2 separate regions of the Homo sapiens genome follow, and region 2 is linked to region 1. Evidence: read pairs that join two places in POLR2A ChIA-PET (ENCODE). Cell type or tissue: CD4-positive, alpha-beta T cell. All regions are shown on one strand. Links, peaks and the distances in the headings refer to the core of each region. The heading gives the core; the rest is flanking DNA.

Evidence for each region. Peaks named below come from ENCODE experiments on the same cell type or tissue, not always from the same donor. Only the 100,000 strongest peaks of a DNase experiment are listed, where the experiment ranks them.
Region 2: POLR2A ChIA-PET joins it to region 1 with 5 read pairs; 4 of 35 experiments call an interaction of 5 or more read pairs at or near these places.

The regions. Positions count from the first base shown.
Region 1 is chr12:4,162,846-4,168,218 of GRCh38, reverse strand. No RefSeq gene overlaps it. Among named protein-coding and RNA genes, the nearest start is that of CCND2, 110 kb to the left of the region's middle. RefSeq lists a silencer at 3,344-3,513. In CD4-positive, alpha-beta T cell, for the core only: no CTCF peak of the experiment used is centred there; a DNase peak (open chromatin) is centred at 3,228; H3K4me3 peaks cover 1,315 bases.
Region 2 is chr12:4,028,978-4,034,350 of GRCh38, reverse strand. No RefSeq gene overlaps it. Among named protein-coding and RNA genes, the nearest start is that of LINC03141, 20 kb to the right of the region's middle. RefSeq lists a silencer at 2,950-3,189. In CD4-positive, alpha-beta T cell, for the core only: no CTCF peak of the experiment used is centred there; DNase peaks (open chromatin) are centred at 2,330 and 2,960; H3K4me3 peaks cover 1,368 bases.

The DNA of each region.
Region 1 (5,373 bases), core at 236-5,235:
GACGCTGAGGCTGAACATTCAGTGAACGTTGCTGTCACGGTGATTCTGTTTTCGCTGTCTGCAATACACTCATTCATTTCTCCTTGCCTGGCTAGCTCCTACTTTTCCTTGGATCTCATTTTGATCATCACTTCCCAGGGAGACCTCCCTTAAGCCCTAGGGTCTTATATACATGGTCCTATAACACAAAAGCGAAGAACCTCTCCCACACTAGGGACTTAGTATTGGCCAGGTAAAGAAGGGAGGTAGGCTCTGAGGTGGTAAAGGGAGACTGTAAGTAGAGCACAGGACGAGCCATTGATTTTGGGGACCACACCCATGTCCCTGAGCAGAAGGCTGAGGCAGGCAACCCTCACAACATGACATGCTTTCCTAGGTCGTGTTGAAAGTGGCTTCCAGTGCATTGGTCTGTCATGTATTTCTTCTGGGTGCTATTCTTATGCTTCTTATGATATGGAGAACAAAGTCAATTAAGAGTTGATTTAAGTACCTAAAAGGTACTCTGTGTTGTACTAGGAATAGGACAGGTATACATAAATAATTCACAGTCTTATCTTGAGAAGAGTACATGATCCAGTGGAGAAAACATGCACAAATACAAATAATCGGAGTAAAATTGTGAAGATAATAAAGGTGTGTATACAAGGCATAACCAGAATATGATTGCAGGGAGATTATCTCTGCTGAGGAAATCAGGGAAAGCTATTAAGAGGAAATGCATGAACTAAATGTTATGGGATTGGAAAACCCACCACAAAACAAAGCTGGAAGGAAAGCCATGAGAAGTAGCATGAGTCCATCCTAATTCTACAGTGTTAAACGAACTTATGCTAACAGAGTTTCAAAATACACAAAGCAAAATGTGATAGAACTGAAAGAAGAAATAAGTCAGTTCTACAGTTACTATTGAACATTTCAGTGCTCTTCTCCTACTAATTCATGCCCTGGAGAAATCACTCAGCCTTCTGCAGACTTAGTCTGCTCATCTCTAGAGGAGGGAGAATGCTATGTTATGCTTACGTTTTACAGTCATGGGAATGAAATGGCATGGAGGAACTTAGCAGTCTTTTAAGAGCTGTACAAATGTAAGATTTATCACTTTCCTACTATTCAAAATCAATACTTTTCTCATCATTGTACAGCAAACAAATAGGTTGATAAACTCTTGAACATTTACTTTCTGCCAGCCACTAGGCTAGACGCTGAGCTCAAGAGGTATCAGAAAACGTTAGCAGCCTGGAGTGGCTCACAGTCTAATACAGATGACAGACACTGATAATTGTATGTTATATACTTACATATTGTGTGTATATATGTATATATAATTATATATTACATATAATAGGTATTATATGTTAATATATGTTTATATACTATAAATAATAATTTGGCCAGGCGCGGTGGCTCACTCCTGTAATCCCAGCACTTTGAAAGGCCAAGGTAGGCAGATCACTTGAGGTCAGGAGTTCGAGACCAACCCGGCCAACATGGTGAAACCCCATCTCTACTAAAAATAGAAAAATTAGCTGGGCGTGGTGGTGCGCACCTGTAATTCCAGCTACTTGGGAGGCTGAGGCAAGATAATCACTTGAACCTGGGAGGCGGAGGATGCAGCAAGTCAAGATCACACCACTGTACTGAAGCCTGGGCGACAGACTGAGATTCCATCTCAAAAAACAAAAAATACTTTGGATTATTAGGAAAGCTTTAACACAGAAGGAAGCAGAGGGCACCAGGTATCACAAACACCTAGCATTTCTTCCTTTGTTGACATATTCAGATGTGAACTTCCTGGGCGCCAGGCCCATCCTGCAACTTTACAAATGGTGAGTGACACTGGCCAAGTCTCTTTGCCTGTAGAACTCATGTACTTGTGAGCTGGGTGTGTTCGGAAGGGGTTTTGGTAGGGGGAGGTGATGGTAGCACTGCAGATAATAAGTAAATAAATAAGTAAACAAAATAAGTAAACAAGATCAAATAATGACATTCCTGGAAGGAAACTGACAGGGTAATATAACAGACACTGAGCAGGGCAATTTTAGATACTACAGTTGGTGAAGGCCTCTTTGATGGAGGCCTGAAAGGTGAGGAGTCAGCTAGGTGAGTGGTGATGGTGATGGGTGTGTGTGTGTGCAGGGAAGAGGGGAAGAGAGCATTTGTGATGGGGAACCACCAGTTTGGCTATATTAGTATATTTCTATTTTCTATATTTCTATTATTTTCTATTTTCTATTCGCTATTTTCTATTGGTAGTTGGGTGACTCCAACTTGAACAAAGTGGACCCAGCACAGAATGAAGCTATGTGCAAACTTTTTAGAGGAGGGATCCCAGAGGGCAGGGACATTACGCCAGTAACCCAGATAGGAGCCCACCCTCTGGCTGGAGTCTCAGGAAAAGCAGGGAAGGAGTAGACCACCCACCTTTCCTGCAAACCCTGCACAGTTTGAGAAGTGACTTGGAGAGAGATAGAGCCACTTTCCCTTGCCTTTCTGAGCCTCACCCCCTACTCCATCTTCTCCTTGTCCCATTACCCTGAGGGTATGGGGGCATGTGCCATTCTTCCAAGAGGTACTTGCATTTAAGCCAAAAACCCTGGAAGACTGGAAACCCTGAAGCTCCCAAAGGAATTTAGCTAATGTGGGAAATTCAGACACCACTTGAAGAATCATGGTCACTATGGACACTATGTTCTCATTGGGCGCCACAGCCATGCTCCCAGTCCCAGGCAGACCGGGGGCTCTGAGGATGGTGCCTCTGGTCTGTTGGCCCCCTGGTCCCATGGCAGCTCTGAGATTCAGGTTTCCGTTGCTGCCATGAGGAGGAAATGGGGAAGAAAACGCCTTCGCCTGAATTCATGCCTTTTGGTTGTATTGGGGCTGGAGTGAGTTAGGACGGGTATGGGGGATGCGGTGGGGACGGCGGGGGGCGAGTGTGCCTGCCTGAGTACAAGCCGGGCCCGTGCGAGTGTATGTGTGCAGCTCTGTGGACGAGATTCTAGTCTGGGGGACGTTTTACATAAAGTGAGCGTTTAGCCACGTTCACTTCCTCTCCCGTCTGCCCCTGTCCCAGAATTGCAGCTTCCTTTCCTTCCACGTCGAGCCCTCCTGGCTGTCCAATGCGTCTCTCCTGGATAGAGAGAGGGGCGCGGGGAGCTGGGCTCGGGGAGCGGCCTGGGTGGAAGAGCTGGGGCACCCCTGGGCTCAGATGCCGCGCAGATGAGGTCACATCCTCTCCCTCCCGGCTCCTCCGCGCATGAAAGGCGAGAGGAGACTGAAATGCATGTGGAGCGAGTAGGGCCAGGCTTTGCTTGGCCGGGGCTGGAATGAGCTCATAGTGATGTGGGAGATCCGGGCCCACCTTCCAGCTCTCCCCGGGGCGGACGGCGAGGCTGGGACCGCGTGCGTGGCCCGCGACTGTCGGTCCCCCAGGCTCCAGGGAAGGGGACTCGGGGCGGGGAGGCCAGGACGCAGGGCGCGCGGCTCCGCTGGAAGGAGGCGAGGCCCGGGTGCCGCTTTGGGAACTGGGGGGCGGGGACTGCGGGGAAGCGAGGAGACCCCGGAGCCGAGAGGCAGGAAGAGTGAAGAGAGGAGGAGCAGGAGAAGGCGGGGTTGGGGGTTAGCGAAGGGGACGGCTCACGGCTCCAGGCCCATTCCCTGCAAGAAAAAAAAAAAAAAAAAAAAAAGGCAGCTGCGATGGTTGTTACCCAGGCAGTGAAAATGATGACAAATTCGCTGGATAGGAACGTTCTCTTGAAACGAGTGAGAAAGTGGGGGAAAGAGAGAAACTAGAGGGAATGGGAGCGTTGGTGTGTCTCACGCCCTGGGGACCAACCTGAGAATGGAAGCAAGGAGGTGAGCTTGGGACTTGAACCAAGAAGTCGCCCTCCTTGAAGATGCACAGAGACAGCCCTAGGAAGCCGCTGTCCTGGGGAGCGGAGCTGCGGAGACCAGAAGGGTGGCCTTCGCATGCCCCTAAGACAATTTGGAACATAATTTTGAAAATGACCCGTCAAGCATCTAAAATGCTTTATCATAAGTTTAAATACTTACAAATGGTGTGACTTTTGCCATATTGACATTTTATTGACATTTAAAAATATACTGTTATCTCACTATGAAATATCTCAAGTGGAATCTACTGACTTGATCTCGATCACCATCCATTTAAAAAAATGCATGTAAAAGCCCTTGAGAGCTGGAGGTTTGACATAGCTGCCTTGTCTCCTTCAGCTCCACAGAATTGTATCTAATCATATTTTTTTGGATTGAAAATATTTTATTTTCCAATCGCCTGAGAACACGAGCTCGAGACCAGCCTGGGCAACATGGCGAGACCCTGTCTCTATTTTTAAAATCCAAAAATTAGCTAGGCGTGGTGGCGCATGCCTGTAGTCCTAGCTACTCGGGATGCTGAGGATCGCTTGTGCCCAGGAGGTGAAGGCTGCAGTGAACTGTGATTGTGTCACTGCACTTCAGCCTGGGTGACAGAGTGAGACCCTGTCTCAAAAAAAAAAAAAAGAAAAAATATTTTATTTTATTCATTTTGTTATGTTTCTCTGCCACAAAAATGTGTGTTTATATTGGAATAAATTTTTCTTTGACTTCACATAATATTCATACTTTTATAAATAATTACTTAATAAAAGATAAAATTTTACCACAAAAGTATTTTCAATTAGGCCATATGTCCATGGATGAATATTACTTACATGATTCAAGATCAATTTCATTCTGATTTTTCTTTTTTTTTTTTTGAGACAGAGTCTCGCTCTGTCGCCCAGGCTGGAGTGCAGTGGGTGGTCTCGGCTCACTGCAAGCTCCGCCTCCTGGGTTCACACCTTTCTCCTGCCTCAGCCTCCCGAGTAGCTGGGACTACAGGCGCCAGCCACCACGCCCAGCTAATTTTTTGTATTTTTAGTAGAGACGGGGTTTCACCGTGTTAGCCAGGATGGTCTCGATCTCCTGACCTCGTGATCCACCCGCTTTGGCCTCCCAAAGTGCTGGGATTACAGGCGTGAGCCACCGCGACTGGCCTGATTTTTCATTTTTATGGATACTTTGTTCACATTAAAAGTAGATGGCAAGAGAAGTTTTACAATGGCAATGTCATCCAATTCTTTGAACTACTTCCAAATTATTTGCTGAAAAATCACATGGTGATGTATCATCAAAACTATTTTTTTGTCAGTTGATAATACATCAACTGATAACTTGAGTCCTTTTTCAGTATGTTGAAAACAAAGAAATAAAAGTCATTTGACTTACAAATGATTTGTTACTCAGGTAATAGTGTCATTCTTTCCCATTTCTGGCAATTCAACTAAGAAGGCTTTACCCAGGCAGGGCACGGTGGCTCACGCTGTAATCCCAGCA
Region 2 (5,373 bases), core at 185-5,184, 130 kb after region 1:
CACACACACACAAACACATTTCATGAACCAATACTTACAGCACACACAGATTTTCATATTTTTCTATTCCATTCTATTCTCATCCATTCTATTTTTCAAATGTCAGTCATGACCTGAATTTCCCTGTATAACCTGAAGTTTGAAAAACAATGTTCCTACCACTGATCTCTCCCACCTATTCAAAAGACTGTAGCTATTCTCCATTTCCTACAAAATAAAGTCCAAATTTCTTAAGAGGACAGATAAAACCATTTATAACTCTGCCTTCCAGCTCCAGTTCTGCCATCTTCACCTGAGCTCACAACACACCTGGCGACTGGCCTTTCCTAGGAGACGCAAGCCCCACTACACAGTCTCACTTTCTGCCTTGCTCAGGCCCTACCCACAGGCTAGATGCACTTCTCACTACAAGAAAAACTGCTCTTTCTCCTTAGAAATATCCCAGGTATCACCCCCTTCTGAAGACTACCCTGACCTGCCCAAGCAGAACTAAACTCTGCACCAGGTTTCCAGTCTAGGAACTCTTTTTTGTATAGTGCATAATGATCATCTGACCCTCCTGATGGTTTAGATGTCTTTCCCTATTTCTGAATTGGTAGGAATACATTTTTAAATCCTTTCCTTTATGATTGGCACCTGCCTTTTTCTTTCTCAATCTTCAGCCTATTCCCCCTCCCCATCTGCATACATCCCAGAGCCCCCCATACAACTGGAAGATCACAGAGAAGGAAAAAGGAGAATGGTCAAAGTTAGTTGTGGCAAACCAATCTGGTTCTCGTTTTTCTTCCTCCAAATTTGCAGTCCTGTTTCCAGGAGATCCAAGCTTGGCAAAGGCATAGCATGATTCATCTGAATCACAAGAAGTTGGAGAAGGCAAGTGAGGTGGAGAAACCAAGGCAGAGTGCGAAGAGTGGCTGCCTCAGGCTACAAAACCAGGGCAGGAACTGACAGTACAAACAGAATAAATAATACTGATTCACAGGCCAGAGAAACCTGTCGCCAAAAAATGCCCTGTTGCAATCTCAGCTGGTAGGCTGTGGATGGCCTGATTTACAACCAGTTTCAGAGTTTAATGAACTCTCAGGTCACCTTTATCTATATAAAAATAACAACAAAAAGACCCCTAGTGCTATGCAGTTTTCAAAGCAATTACTCACACATTATTCCATTTCATCGTGGAGTGTCAGAGTTGTAAGGGACTTTAAGAGGTCAATTAGCTTAATCCCTCATCCTGCTGCAGATGAAAAGGAGACTGAGAATAGGCAAGTGACTTGCCCAAGGTCACACCCCTGTGTTAGCAGCACAGTGCAATGCTCTTTTTTACCAAACCACACTTCTCACACACAGAAGTAGCCAGTGCTCCAATGGTCTCTTGATTCAGAGCGCTCTAAGAGTTTCACTCTGCCTGGATTTCAAAGCCCTTCAAAGGAGGGAGGGTGGTGCCTGCCTTATCTTTCAAAGATTCCCAAGCGCAGAGATTCTATGGCATCTCTCTGGTCAACTCTTTTTTTTTTTTTTTTTTTTTTTTTTAGACGGAGTCTCACTCTTGTTGCCCATGTTGGAGTGCAATGGTGCAACCTCGGCTCACTGCAACCTCCGCCTCCCAGGTTCAAACGATTCTCCTGCCTCAGCCTTCCGAGTAGCTGGGATTACAGGCAGTTGCCACCACGCCCGGCTAATGTTTTGTATTTTTAATAGAGACGGGGTTTCACCATGTTGGCCAAGCTGGTCTCGAACTCCTGACCTCAGGTGATCCACCCACCTCGGCCTCCCAAAGTGCTGGGATTACAGGAACGAGTCACCGCACCCAGCCTCCGGTCAACTCATAATTTGCTGCCACAGTCGGCTAATCTGGTCTTCACAGTATTGTATCCCCATTACCAAGAGTGCCTAAGCTATTAACCCACCAGTAACAGGTGCCAAATTGCCTCTTCTTCTGCACAAGATGTTCGTTTAAAATCAAATTGCACATAAACCCCTCCAGTCCCAACTCACTTCCCTCAGCCCTCGGCCTTTTTTGGTCTTCTTTCCCCTTGGTGCTCCCAATCCTGCCTACTGGGCGTCTCTAAGATGACGTTGGGAGGGGAAGCTGGGTGGCCTGGGGGAGCAGCTATGGAGTTGTGCAGGAGCAGGCGGGCAAGTCACAGGGCTTTATCCACCCCGCGCCCACAGGCCCCAGGAAGGGGTACCGCGATCGCCTGATGTCACTACACTCATGGACTCTTCCAGACCGGCTCTCTCATCTTACAGATGGGGAAACTGAGGCCGGGAGTGCAGAAGGGGCTTGCCCAAGCACGTTAGTAAGACTAAGCTGGGAGAACACGCCAAGTTTCCACACTCCCAGGCCAGCTCACTTCCTCTACTGTCCGCCTTCCCCTTCGCCCATGAGGAAACTGAAGCTTAGGGAGGTGGAGAGATGACCTAGAACCGCTCGGCTTCCCCAGGCCGGGTCCAGGAGCAGAAGCGCGGAGAGAGGGGAGAAAGGGAGGCCGGGACCGGGCACAACTCCAGGGGGCACTGCTCGCCCCGCGGTCTACGTGCCCCCCGGCCCTTTGTGCCCTGCTGAAGTTGGGGAGAGGGCGCAGGGAAGAAAGGGCAGGTGCCCTGACCCTCCAGAAAACCAGCCCCTCGGGGCCGCCCAGAGTCGGGGAGGCCTGGCCCCCGGCACTGCCCACGGCCTCTCCTCCGGGGAGACGGGGTCCGAATGCCTTTCCCCATTCAGCGGGATTATCCCTTTTGAATTGTTTAAAAAAAAAAAAAAAAAGCTGCAGCTAGCGAACCCTGCCTGACAACACCGAAGGAATTTTTCCCAGGGATCGGCCGAAAGCTGACTCACATTTAAAGGCTTGCCCGAAGTGGTCATGCCCCTCTGAGCAAATACCACAGGCATGCGAGCACGCGTCCGCGGCCTCCTGGCGGCGCGGCCTCCGGGCGCGGCCGGCGATTGGAGCAGCGCAGCGCCCCTTCTCCCCCGCGCAGCCAATCGCAGCGCCGCGCCTCTGGGTTGCTAGCCGGGCCGCCGGGCGCGGGGAGGCGCGGGCGGGGAGTTGTCCCTGCTCGTTTCCCGGCCCCGGGCGGGGGCGCGGCGGGCGGGCGGGAGGCTCAGGCAGTGGGTTTCGGCAAGTATGGCCCTGGAGGGAAAGCCAAGGAAAGGGCTGAGCCACCTACGCCGCAGGCCCTTTGAGCCCCGCGGTCCCCCTCCGGAATGTGCGCGGCGGCGAGAGGCGCTCGGCCTGGGCCCGGCTTGGAGGCGCATTGCTGCGCATCTTCCCCGGACCGCAGGAGCCTGGCCTGCGAGCCACCCTCGCCTGCCTCAAAACTCCGACGCCCGGCAGTCATCTCCTGGCCACTCCACCATTGCAGAAGGCAGCGGGGGGAGGGGGGCACGGGCTCATAAATCGCGGAAGAGCAGTCAGAGACCCTAGTTCACAGCTACATTACAACCAGATTAACGTGCGATCCTGGCCAAGGCTTCTCACAATTGTAGTTCTGGTGTTTTGGGGTTTTTTTCTCGTGTTTCAAATGAGAGGTTTGAGCAGGATCATTAGAGTCCTTGGCGCTAAGATTCAGGTTCTTGTAAGAACCGAGATCCAGTTCTTATACTTCAGCCCCAAACGATTTTCCACGCAGCGGCCCAAGTGCTTTTCTCAACATGTAAATGGCATCATGTCATTCCCCCACCTTAGTACCTCTGAGCATCTCTGTCCCTCTCCATCCAGCTTTATCCCAGTGGTCTTTCTGGGCTGCTTGAAATTACTGCCCCTCTCCCCCAGCTTTTTCCTGCCTCAGGCCTTTGCGCGTGCTGTTTCCTTCACTATCTCTTGGCCAATTCCTAACTCATCCTTCAGGTCTCCGCATAAATGGCATTTTACTAGTGAAGCCTTCCCTGTGCCCCAATCTGAATGAGGTCCCACTGCTACTCCCACGTGACACCCTGCGGTTTTCCATCATGCCTATGTTAAAAGCTGTAATTTTCTAATTTTATTTGCTTACTATCTCTTCCACTAGAAAGGACAGAGGCCACTTCTATTTTGTACCCCATCAGAACAGTTAAATTATCCCCAGGTAAGTAAAGAATTATCATACCCATTTAACAGATAAGGTGGTGGAAGTTGAGACAGGTTAGATAACTTACCTAGGTTCAAATAGCCAAAGGTGTTAGAACCTATGGGCTTCTACTTCTGTCAGGAAATTGGATTATAAAATAATAGGCCTTCCAAGAAATAGCAAATAAATTGCTAGAACAGATGGCTTTAGCACTTTAGATGCTGTGGTTTTGCCCCTGCCCTTCAGGACTCTTTCCATACCAATGAAAGTTCTATTCCTTTATTCATTCAACAAATATTTATGGTGTATCTATTATAAGCTAAGCAGCACAATCGTAAACAAGAGATTTCCTTTCCAGAATCTACAGAACACTAGCTACACAGTACAGCCTTTTCTACCATGGAGCAGTATCCAAACTGTCCATTTAGTTAAGAATTTTGGTCATCTTTTCTGATATTTTGTTTATTTTGGTGTCTGTTCTGATATGTGGTAGGCTTAGCCTACCAGATACATGTATATATAGATGTATACCTACCATATGTGTGTGAATATATGTATATACGCACACATCCTTTTTTTTTTTTTTTTTTTTGAGACAGGGTCTCACTGTTGCCCATGCCCAGGCTGGAGTGGTGGTCACAATCATGGCTCACTGCAGCCTTGAGCTCCCTGGACTCAAGTGATCCTCCCACCTCAGCCTCCCGAGTAGCTGGGACTACAGGTGCACCCCACCACACCTGGCTAATTTTTGTATTTTTTTCTAGACACAAGGTTTCGCCATATTGCCCAGGCTGATCTCGAACTCCTGGGCTCAAGTGATCCTCCCGCCTCAGCCTCCCACAGTGCTGGGATTACAGGTGTGAGCCACCATGCCCAGCTGCCTGTATTTTTTATTGGACTAAAAAATGCATCCCAAAACTTGGTCAAAAAAATAAATTTCTTTTAAAATGTATACTGCTGTTAGGTGGGGCACAGTGGCTTAGGCTTGTAATCCCAGCACTTTGGGAGGCCGAGGCGGGCGGATCACCTGAGGTCGGGAGTTTGAGACCAGCCTGACCAACATGAAGAAACACCGTCTCTACTAAAAATACAAAATTACCAGGCATGGTGGCGCATTCCTGTAATCCCAGCTACTCGGGAGGTTGAGGCAGGAGAATCACTTGAACCTGGGAGGCAGAGGCTGTGGTGAGCCGAGATCATGCCACTGCACTCCAGCCTGGGCAACAAGAGCAAAACTCCCTCTAAAAAAATAAATAAATAAATAAATAAAATTTATACTGCTGTTTCTTTGAATTACCAATGTGATCTGGGTGCCAGTCATAGTTA